Linked DNA regions of Mus musculus: region 2 is linked to region 1. The links are chromatin loops, found by intact Hi-C in ENCODE. Cell type or tissue: heart. All regions are shown on one strand.

The links. A loop is a pair of places that touch in the nucleus more often than their neighbours do. Peaks named below come from ENCODE experiments on the same cell type or tissue, not always from the same donor. Only the 100,000 strongest peaks of a DNase experiment are listed, where the experiment ranks them.
Region 2: it touches region 1 in a loop (5-fold over the local background); 4 of 42 quality-filtered maps call a loop at or near these places.

Annotation. Positions count from the first base shown.
Region 1 is chr14:105,294,860-105,297,359 of GRCm38, reverse strand. Ndfip2 (Nedd4 family interacting protein 2) reads right to left here. Exons shown (of 8, transcript NM_029561.5): 4 at 2,468-2,500. Among named protein-coding and RNA genes, the nearest start is that of Gm24207, 19 kb to the right of the region's middle. In heart, a CTCF peak has its summit at 984 (motif pointing right); no DNase peak of the experiment used is centred here.
Region 2 is chr14:104,812,908-104,815,407 of GRCm38, reverse strand. All of the region lies in intron 2 of D130009I18Rik (RIKEN cDNA D130009I18 gene), which reads right to left. Among named protein-coding and RNA genes, the nearest start is that of Gm24280, 160 kb to the left of the region's middle. In heart, a CTCF peak has its summit at 1,222 (motif pointing right); no DNase peak of the experiment used is centred here.

The sequences.
Region 1 (2,500 bases):
GAACCTTGAAGGGAAAGTTTCACAAGACGATCTACCACATCTGAAAGCACTAGCATTCAAGGTCATTTCCAAGCAGGTCAGTTACCCACTGGATCCATCGAGAATTAACTGACAGGCAACTCCTATTGTATTCTCTTACCACTTTTTGTTTAGGAGGCACTTTATGATACTGCCTGAGTGAGATTACTTCTAACACTCTTGCTAAACATTATTCAGAGATGCGCACACTTCTTTCCTTTTATTCTCTCTACGTGAAAATGGAATTATGTCACTAAATTTAACTGTAAATCTCTTTGAACATTACATGAGTTAAGCAAAAAGATAAATGTAAGTAGAAAAGTCAAGAATTGAACCTATTAAAGATTTTTATTAAAAATCTTATATTTTCTGTGATGTTGTTTGCAGAAATGGAGCCTGAAATGCTTAACTTATAATAAGTTCTCTATTTTCTAAAAAAAAAAAAAGAAATTTTTTAAAGATTTATTTATTTATTTATTTATTTATTTATTTATTTATTATATGTAAGTACACTGTAGCTGTCATCAGACACTCCAGAAGAGGGTATCAGATCTCATTACAGATGGTTTTGAGCCACCATGTGGTTGCTGAGTTTTGAACTCAGGACCTTCGGAAGAGCAATTACTGCTCTTAACAACTGAGCCATCTCTCCAGCGGTGGTGCACGCCTTTAATCCCAGCACTTGGGAGGTAGAGGCAGGTGGATTTCTGAGTTTGAGGCCAGCCTGGTCTACAGAGTGAGTTCCAGGACAGCCAGGGCTACACAGAGAAACCCTGTCTCGAAAAAAAAAAAGAAAAGAAAAGAAAAGAAAAGAAAGGAAAAAGGAAAAAGGAAAAAGGAAAAAGGAAAAAGGAAAAAGGAAAAAGGAAAAAGGAAAGGAAAGGAGAAAAAAAAAAGACATAAGCTCTCTATTAAAGCCAGTATAAGCATGAAATATAAACCCAGTTGCAGTCTGGAGAGTAACCACTAGATGGTAGTAATTACAAACAAATCTATGTTTATCAAACCAGGCTCTTGCATACCAAAAACAAACAAAAAAGAATCAATTTTTTTTTACTATTTATGAAGTATTTGTAAAACAGAAATAACTTGTAAAAATATAATTTCACGGAATTTTACTAAAATCTGGAAATTCTGTACAAAATCCATGAATATATATATATATATATATATTTATATAAACCAATATACTGTCACTGAGCAAACTCTAAAAGACACATATTAAATAAAGCCATGGGTAAAGGAAATGACCTAAGCTCCTCAGTCAGCTCGAGGAGCCGTAGCTCGCTCCAGGGACCCACAGGCAGCTGCCACACCTGCACAGCACGGGTTAGGGGCTCCCAACCCTGGCCATGGCAAGGGAGCCACCTGCAGGGTCCCAAGGTTCTGGACAGATGTTAACAAAGAAAGGATATCCCTTATGTAAACAAAAGATGTGAGGAATCTGATATCAAAATGGAAGTTTCCTAGTTGAATAAAAATCAAAGATTAAAACTAAGGTTCACTAGACTAACAGTACAAAAGCATCAGTAAGCAGCCATCTGAAACCAATGAATTTGCTGCCTTTTCCTTGGCTCTACCTTACCCAATTAAAACTGCAAGACAAGCTTAATACTTATATACTGCACATACTGGATAGCAACGTAACTATAAACTCAGTTGGAAAAGAAAAGCGTACTGCCTGCCACTCCTCACGCACTTCTGTGGTTGCACAGATGACATGAAGAGAAGCACGGAGCCTGTCCAACTGGGAAAGGGATAAGCCGACCTCCAGACTAAAAGCAGTTCAACACCTGAAGAGTGATTCTCTAGTTTTGAATTTGGGCGATCATTTTACATAAGTAAACGGTTTCTCATTTTACCCTAGAATAAGCCACACATAACCTAATACATTTTCACTGAGCATTAGGTGTAATACTGGCTTTAGCCATTTAAACAATTTGCTGCATGCCTTAATATTTATCAAAGAATTTAATTCATGCTAATCACTGTGTTAGGGAATAACAAATACATGACACAGTCTTCCCTCACAGTTTAAATCTGCTATGTAAGTCACATAATTTGTATGACGTTTAGTCTTCTAACTGTCACACCTCTGTGACACTGCTTTGGGCTTACAGAGTTTCCCCTTCCCCAACCCTTCTGGCTCAAGGCCACTGAAAAAGAAGTCTTTTGCGTCCAAAGCAGACAGGCAGAGTTCACTGTGTGCATGCCTACAGCAGAGTGCACTGTATATATGCCCACAGTCTTAGATGGTCAGCAACAGTTCTTTTAAATTCTCCTTCTGCCTTTTCCCCTGCAATCGACCATAATGGTTGCAATCAAAATTACCTAACAAATGCTTATGCAATTTACACTTTAAGTGAGGTATACTCATGTTAGTAGTATTTTTTTCTTCAGTTATTTTAAATATTTATATAAAGTAGAGTACTAGGACAAGGTCACTTACTGAAAAAGGCCAGCATGAAAATGCCGTCGTTGC
Region 2 (2,500 bases), 480 kb after region 1:
ATTCTTCATAATCAAATTTTATATAGAGCAAACCTCAACGCCAATGAAAGCCGACGACTTTGCAGAGAAAGACTTTGTATTTCTAATTTAGCCTGTATCTTTCTTTCCCCCTAACCACTCCCCTATTCCTTAAGTCATAGATTCAGAAGCCAATTTAATATTAGAGAAATGAATTTTGGCCAACAGGGTCAAAGTGAAATAGAATGTTAAGGAAAAGCTCTTGATGGCTACAGCAAAACCGCAGTGCTGTGTGGGCATTGGTGTCTACATTCAGTTTTGTTTTAGGGCTGGACATGCGTAGGTACAGGGTAGTGCTGGCACACAGACATGGGCAGCAGACAGGTTACCAGGCTGTGTGCCCCAGAAATCTTAAACAATCTCTGCTGAGAAAGTTGAAGAACACTGAAGTAAGTTTACTGACTCCATCAACGCACTTGCGTCTTCATACATATTCATGCGTATAAGATTTCAGGGCTTCTGATACATTTTTGATTAAGATATACACATCCCAAAGCTACACACATGGGAACAGGCCTTTCCTCTGTGATTATCTTTTCAAATGCAAACTATGAAAGAAGTATTATGGAATTGCAGGTCATAGGATCTCCAAAACTTCCATAGCTGGGGTGTCCAGCTTGGTATCAAAACTATTCCATTTTCGCCTTTCATTTATAGCCAGGACGTTGAAGGCCACAGCGACATCATCGATCTAACTCTAACTATGGAGGAATGTAAGCAGAATATAATTCCCAGAGTCATCATTTGGCCACAGTAATGTGGTAACAGTTGTTCAGAAATTAGCCTGTGTGTTTTTTATTGTGTAGCTTTGGAGAGGCATGGCACAGCCCCCATCTGCCTCCCCTGACTGGCAGAGGCCTGACTCCTCTTGTTGAAGCAGGATTTCGCAGGCTCTAAGAAGTTCAGAGAATAACAACTAGGGAAAAGACAGACAACCAAACCCTCTTGCTCTTAAATTCGCAGCCCTGTCTGGCTGTTTATGGTCTGTCGTGAACCATTACAGAAGAGCGAGCTCAAAAGCAAACTTGGATTTTCAAGAACAATAGCCACTGGAGTACATTTAGGGATTGTGTTCTCATCGCACTGCATTCCCCAGGGAGAAGAAACTGCACAAGTCGCGTGTTTGTTGTTTTCCTTCAATATAAGTTTTACATAAAGCAGAAATGCTAGTCTGTAAACATGAGCACTTGTCATACACATTATGACCAGAAGGTGGCGCGGTCTTAACATTGACCAAGGACTGTCAGCGGCAATGTTGAATCTAAGCAGATTTATTTATAAAGATAACTGCTTCTTGGACTCTGTATGTTTATTTATGTTTTTGTGACTGTTCACAACTCATACAATATCTTTTCCATGTCTGGAAATAGGAAACTGCTTATTTTTATTATTTGCTCTCTTTGTTCTTTTAAACACTCGCACATGTGTGCAAACAACAACCACACACACACACACACACACACACACACACACACACTTGATTTGCTAGTTTTTTGAGACAAGATCTCACGCTGCAGCCTAGATGGCTAGGTAACTCATTTTGTAGACCAAACTGGCCTCCGACTCGTGGCAATGACCCTGTAGTGTCCTGAATGGTCGAATCACAGGCATGAGCCTTTATATCTAGACAAAATGAAATCTAACTATTTAAAAATCGTTTTTGTGATATTTTAAAAACTTTTTGTGGTGTTATGGATATGCCTGTGCATACTAGGCAAGTCCTCTAGTGTATAGCTCTTTTCTTCATCCTTATTTTGCTTTATGCCTTAGAAAGATTTGAGTAAAACCCTAATTATTTCCCCGCAAGAAGCAGTTGGTTAACAAAGCCTACAAACAAGCCTACAAAACTTGAGTTTTGCATATGTGTGATATGTGACTATCATATGAAAAAGAAACTACCTTTATATCCATTCACCAGGAAAGTTTAGTTGTTTTTTTTTCAATTAACAAAATATACATGTGTATTATTTTTAAAGAATGGCCAACATTTCAAATATGGCAAATACTTGATTTACATAACATTTCTCTATACCAAAATGAAATCTAAGAGTGGTTTTGTTTTGTTTTGTTTTTTTCACTCAAAGAAAGGAAAGATTATCCTTGGGTTTTGTGAAAATGAGTTTAAGAGACACCAGAAGCTTTGTCAGTGATGCTGAACAATGATCAGTGTTTGGTCACAACCAGCGCACGTTAGCAAACGTCGCCATCTCTTTTGAAACTGAGAAGGGAGGTTTCTAGAATTAGGCAGCTTCTAACTAGGAGTAAGATCAACTTGTGTGTTGTGCCGTTTTGAATGTGTCTCTTCCTTATTCAGGAGGGAGACTGAACACACAGCTCCTTGTTTTCCGATGCCCCTCGGTGTAGTTCTGTTTCCCAGTGATTCGCTGTTTCCACGCTTGTTTGTTCTCAACAAAAAGGGTTTCGTTATAAGCTGTTCCTGGCACTCAGACTTGGGGCATAAGTTCTGTCTGCCTATCCGTCC